2 separate regions of the Mus musculus genome follow, and region 2 is linked to region 1. Evidence: chromatin loops called from intact Hi-C (ENCODE). Cell type or tissue: left cerebral cortex. All regions are shown on one strand. Links, peaks and the distances in the headings refer to the core of each region. The heading gives the core; the rest is flanking DNA. Region 1 overlaps Hdac4 (histone deacetylase 4). Region 2 holds the start of Hdac4 (histone deacetylase 4).

Evidence for each region. Hi-C counts contacts between places; a loop is a spot of excess contacts. Peaks named below come from ENCODE experiments on the same cell type or tissue, not always from the same donor. Only the 100,000 strongest peaks of a DNase experiment are listed, where the experiment ranks them.
Region 2: it touches region 1 in a loop (2.3-fold over the local background); 3 of 42 quality-filtered maps call a loop at or near these places.

Annotation. Positions count from the first base shown.
Region 1 is chr1:91,977,216-91,985,546 of GRCm38, reverse strand. It overlaps Hdac4 (histone deacetylase 4), which reads left to right. Exons shown (of 27, transcript NM_207225.2): 10 at 770-886; 11 at 974-1,169; 12 at 3,295-3,518. Among named protein-coding and RNA genes, the nearest start is that of Gm46242, 100 kb to the right of the region's middle. In left cerebral cortex, for the core only: CTCF peaks have their summits at 4,013 and 6,872; DNase peaks (open chromatin) are centred at 3,956, 4,732 and 6,948.
Region 2 is chr1:92,174,008-92,182,338 of GRCm38, reverse strand. Hdac4 (histone deacetylase 4) reads left to right here and starts at 1,998. Exons shown (of 27, transcript NM_207225.2): 1 at 1,998-2,081. In left cerebral cortex, for the core only: CTCF peaks have their summits at 1,308 and 3,827; DNase peaks (open chromatin) are centred at 2,639, 3,019, 3,638, 4,190 and 2 more places; H3K4me3 peaks cover 3,255 bases; H3K27ac peaks cover 2,730 bases.

The DNA of each region.
Region 1 (8,331 bases), core at 66-8,065:
TTTCTTAGGGCTGTTTCTTCCCACTGCATTCAGAGTGGAGCCTCACAGTCAAGAGCAACACAGCTTTTAAGGCTTCCAAACACAGACTGCGAAATCAATCTGCAAAAAAGGACAGCAGTTTATAATCCCATGACCACTTGGTTCAGCTTTTCTGAGCTTTTACAAAATCTGTCAGTTTGATGACTTGGTAAATATGTTTTTCAGTCACTGATAAAAGTTGAGCATTTTTTCATTTCCCTTAAAATGGGTGCTTTTGTCATTGTCTTTATTGAGTTCTGCTCTCATGTTAATTGGTCTATGATTGACAAGTTCTTTATATTCCAGTCTTTGTTTTTCCTGCGCATTGCAGATTCCTGTCATCATCTACCTTTATAAGAACAGGGTTTTTCCTCCTCACCATTAACTTTCTCCTTGCTTTCTGCTTTTGATGTCATTCTTGAAAAACTTCTAACTACAAAAATATTTTAAGATGTGTTGTTCTAAATATCCTACCCATAGCTTTATGGTAAGTAGGCAGATTGAATAAAAACAAACAAGGTAGCAGGAGCCCATTAAGAGGGGAAAACTCAGGAATGGGAGCCCTGATTCAGTTCCGGTGGCATGCTGTGGTCTTCCCTGCACTGGAGGCCACAGTCTGCACAGTTTGTTTTGCACCAGGCAACCACACATCAGCACCTCATGCTGTAAGTGCCCTTGCAGCCCTGGGTATGCTGCTTGTATTGGAATGTCTGTAGTAGACTCTGACGGTCACAATGTCTTCTGTCTACAGACGAGCTTGGCACACAGACTTGTGACTCGAGAAGGCTCAGTCGCCCCACTTCCTCTCTACACGTCACCATCCTTACCCAACATCACCTTGGGACTTCCTGCCACTGGCCCTGCCGCTGTAAGTTGGCCTCTGTGGGTCTGTGTGGCATGGGGTGGTTGTCTACTCCAGTTCCCACAGCCTGAGTTTACTGGTTCTGCCTTTCAGGGTGCGGCAGGTCAGCAGGATGCTGAGAGGCTTGCTCTCCCAGCTCTCCAGCAGCGGATCTTGTTCCCTGGGACCCACCTCACCCCGTACCTGAGCACCTCGCCCCTGGAGAGGGACGGTGCAGCAGCTCACAACCCCCTCCTGCAGCACATGGTCCTGCTGGAGCAGCCACCCACCCAGACACCCCTTGTCACAGGTAAGAACCACAAGGAGATCTCTGTGGCGTTAGCAGTTTCCTTGGCCTCCTGTAGCTTTTAAAGAAGGCTGGAAAGAACAACTGAGCCCATACAACAGTAGAAACTCTATGGTTCTCTGTAATGTGATAGCTACCTTAACTGTGGCAAAAAACTGTGTCCTGCTTAGAAAAATGACCAAGGAGTACCAGTCAGTGCCAGTGGCCCTCTGTTTAGCCTCCTGCTCTCCCACTGATTGGTTTCCCTACAGCTCGAGGAAGCAAGTGCATGAAGTGCAGAAGTGACCGTTGATTTCTCAGCTTGAGGATGATTGCATTTAGAAAAATACAAGTTTGAGACAAAGTAAACTCGTGACATTTACCCAGTTACCACACTTTGGAGGGACTGTTTCAGAAATGATGGCATGTGGAATGTTTCTCATGAGACACACAACCCTCCCTATTGGTGACTTGGCCCAGTTCTCTACATCATCCTTAGGTCAGTGGGTGACTTCTTCACACCTGTTGCTTCACTCAGAATCACAGCCAGAGCAATCCTAGAACTGGCGTTGTCCATGTTCCAGTGTTCCCCTGGGCCAGCCTCTGGTTGGTGTGTTAGAGTTCCCACCTACTGGGGTGAGTTGGTCTGTAGGGCTTGGTATTGGTTTCCTGTCTTGTGCTTTTTGTCCCTAGTATGCCCTTGGCTCTCCCAAGTCAGTGATCTGGACAGGAACAGCACTTGGTCTGCTGGGACACCCTCCTCCAGCTCTGAGAGCAGTGTCTCAGTGACCATGGACCGCTCCCTACACTCAGGCCCCTTCCTGTCTGTTCTCTTGGAAGCCAGGGACCATGGGCTTCATCTTCCCATCTATGAGTGAGATGCTAGCACAGAGTGACAAAGTGAAAAGACTCAGTTCCCGTAGGCAGCGTCTGACACCCAGCAGCCCAGTCGGTGCTGATCTCCAGGTTGAGGTTTTTCCTTTGGGGTTAGCTGGGTTTTGGTTTTGGTTTGTCTCTTTATTGTATTTATTTGAACCTCTGTTGCTGTTTTGATATTAAATCTTGCTGGCCTCAAACTCGGACTCTCCTGCCTCAGTCTTCTAAGTGCTGGGATGTCAGGGCTGTGTTTGTGACTCTCCCCCAGCACTCTATCCAGTCTTCCCAGCACCCCTTCTGATGCAGCTCTCGCTGGGAAAGGAGCCTCCTGAACAGGATTTCCTCTGCTCAGCCACAGTGGTCCAGAGAGGCCCACGTTCCCCATTGTCTAGAGTAATACTGTGTGTAGAGCCCAGACCTGTGAACATTCAAGCCAAAGTAGTAGGGTAGCATCCCACTACTTAACGTGGCATGGCTGTCATCTCAGCACGATCTAAACACAACACCACTGACAAATGGGTCAGCTCTTAGCAGAGACCCCAGCCTTGCACCACAGCCCTCTTCCCGGGCAGACTGACCAAGGGAAGTGTGTGAAGCACACATTCTTCTCTGAGTCCTTCCACTTCTCTGAACTCTGTCTGTCTGTCCTGCAGCCACTGCTGCCCTGCACCATCTGCATGCTGTGCTGTCACTGCCCCGGCCTGCTCTCTCTGAAGCCCGGCTGTCATGCCTCTAGGGAAGATCTGATTCCTTCCCTGTGCAGCCCTTCTTTCCTCTCCCAGTGCCACTCTGTATTTGATACAAAATCTCCTGTGGTAGAATCCACTGAAGGTCAAGGTCTTGACAGTGCCTGGGTGTCAGTTTGCCCCTGAGTTTCGGCATGTCAGCCGCAAACTGTTCTTCTTTCTGGTATTTGGGGATGTGCATGAGCTAGAAGAGCCATCCTCTGGAAACGTCTATTGGATGTGTGGCAAGCTGATGCTAGGCTGTTGCCATACTTTCTGGAGTGCTCCTTGGTGAGCTCCTGGAGAAACTGCATCAATGGGATCTCCAGGTAACTTTACTTTCTCTGCCCTGCTAAAGCCCAAGCTCCAGGCTTACAGCCTCTAGCTGGAATCGAGCCTGTTTGCAGACATGTGTCATAGGTGCCTGGGCTGGCAGGCATGTTATTTTCTCCACTGGTTACTCAACAGCATCTCTCCCCTCTCTTCTTCCTTTTCCCCTCTGCTGTTTTTTTTTTCCTCCATATTATCTTCAGACTGGTATCTTTCAGGCCTGGGGGCGCTGCCCCTCCACTCACAGTCCCTGGTTGGTGCGGACAGGGTGTCCCCATCCATTCACAAGCTGCGGCAGCACCGCCCTCTGGGGCGCACGCAGTCAGCACCCCTGCCGCAGAACGCACAGGCCCTGCAGCACCTGGTGATCCAGCAGCAGCACCAGCAGTTCCTGGAGAAGCACAAGCAACAGTTCCAGCAGCAGCAGCTGCACCTCAGCAAGGTGGGTGTGTCCTGTTGCTTTCTAGAGCTAGTCACCTGCAGCCAGACGGGGTGCTCCTTGCTGTCCTCCCTCAGCCCCTGCTGACCATGAGTGGCCAAAATGGGGAAGGGAGAAAACAGAGCACACACTCTGGTGCACGGTGGGGAGCCTAGGGAGGTATGCTGTTGTGTGGAGCCTTCCTCACAGCCCATCTGCACCTGTAAGCAGTGGGCCGCATCCTTGCAAGAGGCCTCTGCATCCTTGTGTGGGAATCCACATAGGCAGTTCTTTTAGGGACTTTCTTAAGTCATTTGCCAAGTAGATCTTTAAGCAAACTCTCACCAAAGGCCTACAACTTTACAGTGGCATCAAGTCCCTGAAACATATTTTTCAAGTCACCTGGCACCTGTAACTGTTTAAATGTGGGAGTTATACCATCAAAAGCAGCTTGGAAGCAGGCCAGCCTGGAGAGGTCTGTGTACTGTCAGATTGTCAGAGTCTCTCAGCCCCATCTACAGGAAAAGTTAGTACTGTGCTGCTGGCGAGCAGGGACAGAGAGTTTAGTGTGTCCCCTTCAGGTTTGTAAGTCAGATACCTTCCATATCAGCTCAGTGACAGTTCTGCAAACAGCCCAACAGCTTTTCTCCAAGAGAAATGGAAATGTCTCACAGAAACCTGTCCACAATCCTCTTCTGTACTGCTCATAGCAGCCAAACTGTGGATGGAGCATCTCCAGGGTTTATCCTGTGGTGACAGGTGACAGAACACACCTACCGTTGTCTTGGGGTCATGCAGCATATAGAGGCTCCAAAACCTGGCTGTCAGGGAAGTAAGCCTATCACAATCGCCTCCTGCTATGTTTCACTCACAGGAAGTGACCAGCTTAGGCCTCGGAGCAGGGCTTCTCAACCTTCCTGATGCTGTGACCCTCTAATACAGCTCCTTGTGTTACAGTGACACCCAACCATAAAGTTAGTTCATAGCTATTTCATAACTGTCACGTTGCTACTCTTACAAGTTTAATGTAAATATATGATACACGGGATATGTAATATTCAAGCCCTGTGATGAAAGGATCATTCGATCCTCAAAAGGATGCGGCTCACAGGTTGAGAACCACTGCCTTAGAGACATGAATTAAGTTAGTGATGTCAAGTGCTGCAACTTGTAGGGAAATGGAAACAGCTGTCTGTGGGTGTAACATTTATGTTTAGGAGCAATGAAAATGTTCCCAAGTTAGGTTATAGTGATGGTTATACAGGTCTGTAAACTACTGAACTGTTCAGTTTAAAGATGTGAATTTTAGGGCTTATGGGTTTAATTTATTCTCCCTACCTGGGATGGGATACAGTCCAGGACACTCAGTCGGTTCCTGAAACTGGCAGGGAAGCACCCTGTGAACAACAGTCAAGCAGAGAATGAAGGTGGCTCCTCACCGGCTTAGGAGAGCAGCCCATCCAGCATGTGCACGAGGATGGGTGCCTGTCCTAGGCGGGAGGGAGTGGCTTCATGATGCTGAGCAGAACAGTGTGCAGCTGAAAACTCAGGATTTATCTATTTCTAGAACTTTCTATTTAATATTTTTAGATGTTGATTGACCACAGGACACTAAAAATGAGAAAAGACTGAGATGAAGGCATGCCATCACTGGTCCTTTGCTTTCTGTGGCTTCCCTATGGAGGTGGATCAGGGATGAGAGACTGTCATGGAAGTTGAATGCATGCTCAGAGTGGCACCTGTTTCCAATCCATAGGGGCCTGCTGAGCCCCACAGTGAGTCGGTGTCTCCCATCCACACCCATCCCACTGTAATCTCTGCTGCAAGCTGAGAGGGCCAGGATCAAGTTGGTTTCCCAAGAAAGTTGCTGCAGACCACATACCTAGCGCAGGCTCAGCCAGGCCTCTCCTGCCTGTCATGCACAGTGATATCAGTCCCTCAGCCCACAGCCCTCATGCCCAACATTCTGAGCATCTTAGAAGTTGGGGGCTCCAGACATCCCATCATTTACACAGAAAGGCATTTGCTGGGAGCGAGACAGGTTCCTGCCAAGTGTCTGTACTCCCAGGTGTCAAAGCACTTTCATATCCATCCCTCTAATGCCAGCCTAGGCTTATTAATTTCACTGTGTCACTACCTGAGTGGTGTGGTAGGAGGTTTGAAGACAGGAAACACCCATTCTCATGTGGCACATTCTTGAAGATGACTTTAGAAGCTGGGTAATCTCACTGGGGTTTGTTACGTGATTGATTTGTGATAGCAAATGACAGTTGATTGAAACGTTTATACAATGTTTTCCTGGGACGCCCAGGAAGACAGTGATGTTCTCTGTGCTGCCTGGCACCAGTGTTCCTGCCCTGCTCTGTGAGAGGCTCACACCTGAGGGCCATCTACTTCCTGCTTGACCCAGTGGGGACCACGGCTGGGCTCCCTACCCACTGTGCATTCAGCCTCCATCTTAAAGTGCCAGTGCTCCAAAGATGTGACAGAAGTTAATTACTCATCCTAGCATTGTGTTTTCAGCAGTCATTTGTGACTGTTGCCATTTTTCCAAGGGACAAAACAGGGCTTCTGAACTGGCTCTCCTCTGGATTTCTTGGGATTGGAATGGTAGCCAGTGTACCCACCTGGGTGTCAGCTCCTGACATGAGTGCTGTGTCCACATTAATGTACTTCATAAAAGCATGCTAGGGGAGAAATTGCCCAGGGAAAGAAGGCTGTTGAGGGCAGCAGTGTAGTGCCCATCCTGACAGGGAAGCACCCTTTTGTATTGCTGCCTCCTTATCCACCTCACCACAGCCTTGTTTTGAAAAGTCAGAAATTATACCTAGAACATCTTCCCCATAGCTGAAAGCAGTTCTTGCAGCAATGGTGGGTCTACAAGATCACTTGCTCTTTGTGAAGGCCAAGCGTTGGCCTCACTGAGCCTCACTCTCTTTTATATATGAGAACTTGGACTGCTATGGGTGGTTTACTATGAGCATCCAATAGTTTTAAATGCCTGTGCTTGCCAGTGGGGTCCTGGCACTGAACTCTAGTCTGATGTTTTACTCCCGCTGTTCTGGATATGGTAGTGTGTGTGTGTTCATCCCTTGATAAAACACGGTCCTGGTGTCAAGAGGCCTCTGGACAACAGGAACTGACATGTTGGCAAGCTACTGCTTGCCTCCCTACTGGCCTCTCTTGTTATGTTGCCTGAGGCCAGGTTTGCTTCCCTAAGCCAGCTCTGCTTGAAGATCCCATCTCTGTGGCCACAAAGAAGCAAAGATACGTTCAAAGGGGACAGAGACTCCTGTGTGACTATAGCTCATGAAGTCTAGTTGCACCAGCACCTGCATCAGTACTAAGCAGAGTGGCCCAGCCCCTGCAGGCCATGGCCTGTTCTGCATCATTGGCAGGGCTCTCAGTGGCCCTTGTTGCCATGGCAGCATCCCTGATAGACATCCTCTAGAGGGAGGCCTAGCCAAGCTGTGGCCCCTTGAGAGCCTCCCTGTTCCCTGCTCCCTGTTCTGGAGTTTCTGTCTGCCTATATCGTGCCAAAGCTGCAGCCCTGCCTGTGTAGTAGCATCAGTGAGCTCTCATACTGTCAGCAATCCGTACCCAACTTGGAGTGAAAACAGGGAAGTCTGGGCCTCCCCAGCATCAGGCACAGCTAGGAGAAGCCACAACCATGTACTAATTTGAGCACTCCCTCCCACCCCCCAAACTTCCCCAGAGGTACCCTCCTCAGCCATGGACAGTCGACATTGAGGTGACAGGCCAGCTAACAGGAGCCCAGGGTTCTAAGGGGACATTGCTTTCCCTTACGTGTCACTTTCAGGATTCCTGCCTAGATTAACTAGGCAGACTCCAGCCTTTAGGAATGTTGAATGTTGTCCAGAGGGATACTTTGAACTGTAACCTTAAGAAAAATAGAAGGTACTCAGAATCATAGGTGGTACAAGGACACTGAAGAGACATGACACCAAACAGAAAACAGGACGTGTTCAAGCCAGAAAGGATCACAGAAGTTGTTAGTGGATATCTGTGGGGCCATAAGACAGAGACTGTTGTTGTGAGCATCATGAGGCTCAGCTGTTCACATAAAGGTATTGGGAGGAAAGGCTCCTCTGTCTGTTTCTCCTTTAGCCAAGCTGTAGATGAGAGGTGAATGGCATGCATGCTCTTCTGATATCTTTCTCCAGTGTTGAGTAATAAACATGTTAGGAATGGAGCTTGTCTGCCCACAGCACACTTACACTGCCTCCTCCTCTCAGAAGACACCCTGCACCCTTCCTATGACAGCTTCTACCTGTCATGGCCTACTTTGAACAGTTGCTTTGTTTTCTGAGTGCCACCCTAGCTAGAGTAGGGAGGGACCTGAGTTCAGGTCCATCATGGGCCACTATCCCTGGGCACTTATAACCTCTTAGAGCTGAGTCACCTTGGGCAGGTCAGCCATACAGCGGTGATACCTTTCTGCCTTTCTTGACCCGCTCCTGTGTGTGTGTGTGTGTGTGTGTGTGTGTGTGTGAGAGAGAGAGAGAGAGAGAGAGAGAGAGAGACAGACAGACAGACAGACAGACAGACAGACAGAGAGACAGATAGACAGACAGAGACAGGGAAAGACAGAGAGAGACAGACAGACAGACAGAGACTGAGACAGACAGAGACAGGGAAAGACAGAGACAGACAGACAGACAGAGGAAGGGAGGAAGAGAGGGCCTCTGTCGTGCTCTGACTGCTTGAGCACCTATCCTTCTAGGCCCGCCTTTCTACCTCTGCCTCTACTTATGCCTCCTGAAGGTAGCCATCCCTGGTCCTGACCTGCTGTCTGCATCCCAGTGCTTATACTTCA
Region 2 (8,331 bases), core at 226-8,225, 200 kb before region 1:
TTTCCCCCTCCCAGAAACTTTCTATCCTACCCCCCCTCCCCCTTTTTCTATGAGGGTGTTCCTCCACCTACCCATCCACTCCCACCTCCCCACCCTCGATTCTCCTACACTGGGGCATCTATCCAGCCTTCATAGGACCATTGATGCATGACAAGGCCGTCCTCTGCTACAAATGAAGCTGGAGCCATGTGTACTCCTTGGTTGGTGGCTTACTTCCTGGAAGCTCTGGGGGGTGGGGTCTGGCTGGTTGATATTGTTGTTCTTCCTAAGGTTTTGTGTTTAATTTTTAATTGGTGGGCTTCTACTAATTCTTGGGTGTTTTTGTATTAGAGGTCTGTTTTTATTTCTGATCTCCTGGTTTCTAACACCAAGCCTCTGTCTGAGAATGGGACTCTGTAAAGCCCTATAGAAACCCTGGTGGTACTGGGGTGCCCTTCCCCTACTCTTTGTTTGCTGCTAGAGCTTTTTCTATGTACCAATCACAATTCTGTGAGGTCTAATCAGCACAGAGCAATACTCCCCCGACCCTGGAACCGAACCATATCATTTCAGAGTAACTGCATCTAAGATTATATTCCAGCACTTTCTCATGGCACTTTTGTTTAGGGTTGTCTTTACTCAGTACTCACCAAATCTGTGATTATTGCATGTCTTTATCCTTTCAAGTACTTCTGAACTTCATGTTTCATCTAAATGTTAGCAGGCTGCAGATCCTGCATTATTTTGTATGTAAATTTGGTAGTGTACTTTTCTATAAGCAGCTGCACTAGCACTCCTAAGTGCGGTCATTTTCTTCTGCTCTTTTCTATTCCACAATTCATCCCTTGGCTTCACAGCTGAGCTATCCTAGAGTATGAATTTCTCCCAGTGAATGAAGCTTTCTAACTCAGTATTACCTTGAGATAATGAAAAGAATCTATTGCTTCTTGCGAATTGTTTTACCTTCAATTTTCCCCCAGTCATGGAACAAAAATGCTATTAAATCTCTACTCAACTCCTATCAGGCAAGGCCTAGTAAATAGGTCAGCATCCTAGGTCAGGCCATGTAGGGTGGACCAGATGCTCTTGTCTTCGTTTTGGATGTGGGATTCTGGAAATATCATGGACACAGGATGAGAAATTGCACTACTCTCCTGATGAAAGGAAATGGACCCAAGGGAGCCAGAAGGATGGCCTTTCACGCCCATCCACATTCGTGAACGCCAATTATAGGCGCTTGGCCCAGGTCTAGAAGAACCTCAGAGAAGGGGTGGTCCCAACAAACCGGGACGCCGTGGCGGCGAACCAAGAATACACCTCCGCAACAGCAGCGGTCCCAGAACCCCCAGTTCCCACGGCCACGCAAGGCCCCACAGTCACAGCCGCACCCCCAAGCGGCGCGCCTGCCCCGGGGCAGGGCGGGGCCCGCCGCGCCTGCGCACTCCCTCTGGGCTCGGCGTCCCCCGCACGCAGCCCACGTGATCTGTGCCTTGCCTAAGATGGAGGTTGCCGCCAGGCCCGGCCGGGCCCTCGCCTTAGTCTGTGCTCTTCCGCGCCCCCTTAGAGCATGAGACAGGCGCTCAGGCACACTGTATTGACCCGGGCAGCGCCGCGGGCTGCCAAGGAGGTCTGTCCACGGCTTCAATCAGTTCGCGCACCAGCTCCCTGCTCTTTCTAAAACAGCAAAAGCTCTCAGAGCGGGCGCCTGGAGAGTCTTCGGTACGCCCCGCTCATTAGAATTGACAATGCTGGGAGCCAATGGGGTTTGGAACTTTTGAGAAGGGCGGACGAAGGCGGAGCCCCTTCGCAGCGCCCGCGAAGCGGGGCTGGCTGTTGGGCTATTGTGGGGCGGACTTAGGACTCTCGGACCAATGGAAGGGCGGCTGAATTCTTGGAGGCGGGGCCGAGCCGTAATTGACGCTTTCTTCATTAGAAACCAGGCAGGGGGCGGCGCCCACGGGGGGAGGTGACGCAAAGCCGTTGTAGCCAATGGCTGGTGGGCCGCCGACGGGAGGGGCGGGGCTGGGGCGCCTGACGGGCGTAGGGCGCGGCCTATCCCCGCGCGGCTCTGCGCTCGAGGGGGAGCAGCATCATGGTTCAACGTGGGTCAATTTTTTGTGAATGAGGAGGGGAGGTTGTGGGGCCGCTGCCGCGGAGCACCATCCCCGCCGCCGCCCGAGCCCGAGCCCGCGCGCCTGCTCGCGCCGCCGCCGCCGCGCCGCCTCACGCCCGGCCCGCTCAACGCGGCTGCTGTCGCCGTCGCCGCCCGAGCCCGCCCGCCCGCCGGCGGCGGCGCAGGCTGAGGAGATGCGGCTCGGAGCGCCGGAGCAGGGCTAGACGCGGCCCGCCGCCGCCGCGGTAAGCCACCGGCCGTCATTGTCCGCGCCGCCCGGTTGCTGGCGGCAGGTGGACGCCCGGCCCCGCCGAGGCCTCGGGGCCCTGCGCCGCGGGCTGGCGGGCGGGAGAGCGGCCTGCGCCGGCGGGCGGGCAGGTGGGCGCGCGGGGGCGGGGGCCGGGGCGTTTATGTAACTTTGTCAGCCTGTGAGTTTGCAGAAAACGCCCCTCGGCGGCGGCGGGCGGCGGGGCGGGGGCCGCGGCCGGGCCCGGACCGTCGCTGGGCTGGCGAGGAGCTGCGCTAGCCCCGGAGACGACCGGTGTCCACCCTGAGCGAGGGTTCCGAAGGCACAGCTTGTAGCTCACACAGCGGGAGTCGGTCGGAAAGGCCGGGTGTGGAACCCGTGTTCTCCTTTAATGCACACCGAGAATTTGTTAATAACTTGCAGCCGCTGATAGCAGTGTTTTGGTTATTGCATGCTGTAAATTGACCTGCTGTGACACGATTTTCAAATAAAGCGTCGCAGAAATTAAACTTAAGTTATTTTAGAACTAATGACTTTCTTAACTAAATCCTAATTGCATTACTGTAGAGACCTACCTAATTGCTTTCCGAGAGCCACTCTGCCTGCCCGGGGAGGAAGGAAAGGCCTGTGTAGTCACTTTGCCTCCCTGCTTTTCTCTGCTCAGGCTTTTCTGTCTGTTCCCACAAACCACCTAAGCATTTAAGGCCTGCGAGTATTAACGTGTAAACAGCCATGGCCCTGTCGCACTTTGGGGCTAGGGGGATGCTGGCGGCTTGCACCTTGACCTGGTTTCGGTTTTTCCTCCGTGATATGATCGAGGTTGCCAGGAGTTTTAATTGCTTCTGATAATTCCGTGCATTATTTCAGGACCGGCTTGATGAAAGCTAGTGTAGTGGTTTCAAAATCCACCCAGAAAGAAGGTGATGGTGGTGGTGGTGGTGTAGGTAGGTGTAGTGCTTGTGGAGAGGCAAGGAGGTTGAATTAAGAAAACTCAGCTGCTTGTACACAAATATACACTATAGCAGTTACAAGGCAGCAAAAGTTATTGCAGAATTTTGCAGTCACTATGGCAACACAATTACTCCATTATAATTGGAAATGCAAAATGCCACCCAGTTAGAAGTTTCATCAGGATGGAGTTTTGGATATCAAAAAATATGTGAGATTTAGTTAAAAATTCTCATTTTTTTCCCCCAGGTAGCTTTGCAGCTCTAGTCTAGGTTCAATTGTCTATTTTTAAGACCCATCCGCTTTCCCAGATCTGCCACTCCTCGGGATCTGTGGCATCTTTCCCCAGAAGAACTCCCCGTTTGTGTGGGAGGGAAGTATTTTCATGCTTTAAAAACACACACCCGACACACTGTAAGACTTCTATGGTTTTCTGTGTTCTGGCTTTTCTTTTAAAGATCAAATGCCTTCCTGAAGAGCAGTAATCACCCAGAAGAGGCTGGGTTTGCTAGAAGGCAGAGGTAACACTGCCCCCTTTAGGGGTCTGCAGGCTGCTTACAGGGTATCTGGGAGCCCTGTGGGGGAGAAGAATGACTGTGAACTGCAGACGGGGCCTGGATAGCCTAGAGACCAAGGACAGATGTGACCTAAGCAGCCCTAGCAAGAATGTCTGTGGTTAGCAACATCAGAGAGCTGTGCAACATATAAAGCCCCCAGATGGCACCTTCTCAGAAGCTAGGGGCTGCTGCTGGTGAGGTGGGCAAGAGAACATAGCACTCTATCTTCCTGGGGCTCCTGGCTCCTAGCTTGACTTTGCTTTCAAACCTGTGTTAGGAGGATGTCCCTCTTGATGTTTACCAGAAGAGCTCTGGTGCTGGAAGTTTCCACACGTCGTGGGGCTGCTGCAGCTTAATTTCGTTAGAACTCTTTCCTTTTAACTACTGCATATTTTTGCCCAGTAATCGACTTCCATTTTCCAGCCTCATTGTGAGGTTTCAATGCAGCATGAACGGCTTTGAATTCCAATCCTTTGATGTTGGGGGTGGCACCAAAGGAAAGGCGACTTTGTGCCGTCCTAATTGCCAGAGCAGAAGAAAATTTCATCACTCCTGTCAAGCCTTGTCCATGCCATTTTCTATTGAAAACGGCTGGTTTTTCAGAACTCTGAAGCTGCCATAAGTAATACATTAATACCTGATGTAGGGAGCCAGGGAGATGCAGAAATGAGAGACACCTGCTGCACGGGAAGATTGGGGTGGCGTGGGGGGGCTCAGTCCCAGGACCAGGGCTTTTGATGTCTCTGGGCCCTGGGGTGACTATGCAGGCTTCAGAGGGTGAATCCAGAGTTGAGCTCATGTCCCATTGGTTGTAACCCAGTCTTGGGGTAGGGGCCCCAAAGAGATTTTTGGAGTGGCTTTGTCTTGGTCTCCAGTGACCATCCAGTGTCCTGCTGCTCAGCCAACTCTGGGCCTTAAGTGTGACACTGACCTTTGAGGTGCAGGTGACGGAGGGGGGCAGAATCAGAAGTGCTGCTGCATTTGAACAGACCCTAGTCCATTTCTGCAGAGTGCTCTGAGCTGTCAGGAGGTCAGTTGTTTGCTCTTGGGCTCATGTGAGTGAGCAGGATGGGCTTTGTTTAGGGTGGAATGTGGTCTGGCATCTGCAGCTGCTCTTGGCTTTGCTGCTGCCCTTGCCTCTCAGACATGCCTCCGTACTTCCTGAAAGGCCAGACTGGGGTCCACACAAATGGACCCCACTGAGACCCTCCATGTAACTGGACCCGGTTAGAACACTGTAAGGTCCTGAGTAGATGAGAGTGTCTTCCTTCCCTGGATCAGGAGATTACACAAGTCAGTAGCAGATGTTTAAATGAGCACCCAGTAAGAGCCATGGGCCATTCTTTGAGCACTTTCCATCTTCGTCTCCTCTATTGCTCCCACAGCTACAAGAAATAGGTGATGCTACACACCCTTGATAGCAGGGATGTGAGAGGAATGGCAGCCTTGAGTCCCAAAGGCTGAGCCTTTCTTTACCTCTGCTTTGGGCCCAGGATGAGCCTGTGTGGAAGGTTAGTGTTATTGAGTTGTTTGGAAGAGCACAGCTACTTTGAGAAGATAATTTGGAATACTTTCCCAGTATGGTGTTAGGTTGTCTGCCCTTCTGAGCTGTCACCGCTCTGGGTTTCATTTGAGTCAGAAAAGTGACTTTAATGTCTTCGTTGTGCCTTCTGTGTAATGTTGAAAGGCTCTGGGTTCTATCTATCCCGAGTATCACAGAAATCAGAGCAGTCCAGTTGGCTGGTGGTTGTTACAGCCTGTTCTTGCTTGCTTGAGTCTTGAGAAGTTCCAAGGCTGTGCAAGCAGGCGGTGATTGGCAGCAGACAGCCTATGGTCTGTGCCCATTTCTCAGAGCTGCTTAGTGCTACTGGTAGTCTTACTTACATGGGAAATTTTTATTGGAAGAATGTAACCACTAACTGAGGAACTACAGCACTCAAGTGTTCTTATCCTAAAACCAAGACAGTGCCTTAAGAGAAAATATTGGCAGATTTAATAGTAAGAAGAAAATCTTTGGAGAAAGACTCTATAACCAAGATTCAGAGACAAGAGAGAAAAAAAATGTGTAACCTATTTGGCCTCTGTGAGATTAATAGCCAGTATATATAAAGAGCTTTTGCAAACTAACAATAAATGGATGAGCTTCCCTGTTACAGTTTTTAAGGCATGCAGGTAGGCAGATCTCCACAGCTAAGAGAAAAGACTGAGCGTAGCTAATAACCCAGTGTATGGGAGATTACATCTGTGCCCTTTGTATTAGTGAGATTGATAACAACACCCACAACTGTGATAAGGATATGGCTTCCTAGAGTTTAACAAGTTATATGTAACAAATGCTTAGGCTGGAACCTAGGCCCATAGGAAGCACAATGTAAGCATTAGGTATACACACATTTGTTCTATAGAGAGAACAATGTATATTATCATACAAAATATCTAATTTCTCTCCAGGGAAGTATCAAAGATTTAAATGGCCGTTCATTCAAGAGGCAGTTCTGAATCCTAGAATTTATTCTAATGACTGTGGTAAGCACATTGACACCCAAGTACTTGCAAGACACGGGCTCTGCCATCTGCAGAAGCACAGCTCTGTGAGTACCCTTGTTGCTGTAGGTAACCTCCCGGTGCGTGGTACACAGAGGCATTTGGCCTAGAGCAATCTGTAGACTGACTGGCTTTCTGGTTTTTAATGAGTTTCCAAGGTGATATTGATGGCCATTGGGATATCAGGAAAATGAGGCCTAAGAGACCATCGTTGTGTTTATTCATGTTGGCGTTGGTTATATATACATTTTTGCAGTATAGAAAAATTTTAAAATGATGTAATGGTAATGTTAAAACAATTTATGCCACTTTAAGTTTTTTTCACAGGAGAATAAGCAGGTCCTTGGGAGGCTGATGATAACATTTAGTGTTAGAAGAATCTGAGACTGTTGCTCTGAGTCACTCCTAAGCTCTCCAAGGTGGGGCTTGCCTCGTGGGTCTGCTCTGCTCTGGTGCAGTCCATGCTGCAGGCATTTTCTAGTTGACCTCTATGAGAGCGGGTCTCTGCCTACTACTCCATGCAGGAAATCCTGTCAAGGCGTCTCTAGAAGACCCAGAGAGCATGTGAGCCCTCCCCTCTGGCTTCGCAGCCCTCACTCAGGGTCTTTGCCTCATTGCTGAGCTTCCAATCTGGCCTGCTTTGCGTCCCCGCTTCCTCTTGGTCTTCTTGGCCAGGGCCTTTGCACATGCAGCGCCCATTGCATCTGTCTTCCCCAGTTCTTCGGTTCATGTCCTCCTTTCAGTTTTCTACTCAGCTTAGCTCAAAGGCCTTCTTACTCCTTTTTCACGTTTTCCAGTTGTGCAATTTCATAGTTTATTGTGACATTAGTTGTTTAATGTCATTTCTTCCTGGCTGAAGACCTTAAGGAGTCAAAAGGCGGGGAGTGCCTCATGCCTGAGTTGTGCCTGGTCCTTGGCAGCTCAGGGACCTGATGAATAGGTGGGCAATGCAGTGTAGGCCTTGGAAGCAGAGCTTGGTGAGGACACACGCCCAGACCATTGCCCCCGTGCTGTCTGTTTGGGTTCTGGAATTGCCTGTTCTCCTCTCAAGCATCTGGGAACTTCTTCTGATTGGAGATTACATGCTGTTAAGTAGATCCATAAATACAAGTGAAGTGGGTTCTGTGATGTAGCAAGGAGTGAGGAGCAGAAAGGGCTTACATACAGCTGCCAAATAGCAAATGGGCCATTGTGCATTGCCAGGGCAAATGCTCCCAGCTTGTCCCTTGGGTGGGTGGAGGGGGCTGACTGTGGTATTCAAGGTGGCAAGCTGCTGCTCCTGCTAAAGACATTGTCTCTGTTTATTTTAATTTGGAATTAATAGCATTACTTAATCATTTCTTACTTAACCTCATAATTTTAACATGATCCCTTAATATGGTTGCATACATAAACATTCTAGAGTCTGCTCTGTTTAAAAGTGCATGTTGGGCTTTGTTAGTTTACTGTTGTCTGTGAAGTATTCTGGCTGTGCGAGTCAAGAGCTTTTGTTGGATTGATGTTTAAGCTTGAGACAATAAATCATCTATGGCCTGAAAGCCTGAAGCAGCATTCCAAGTGGGAGTGCTGTCCCGATGGTGAGGGACTGGCGACTCCTTCATTGGTTTTATAGGCTGCTTTTTTTTGCTAGAGTAGTTCTTTTTGAAACAGAAGTTTTTCTGCTTCCCTTACCCCTGGTCTCTGGTGTTGAAGAAGGTGGTGAATATTTCTAATGGATCTGTTAGGTCTTTTCTAAGTATTCATCCTGCACATAAGCCCGGGCTATAGTTTCAGATTAGGCTCAGGACATGGGACTCCATTGAACATCTGCTTTGTGGCTGGCACTGTCGTCTGAAGATCCCACCCCTCCTCCTTACCACTGACCACCAGAAAGATACACAGATGCAGATAGGAACCTAGAAGGAGCAACAGACATACAACAGGTGCATAAGGTTGCCATTCAG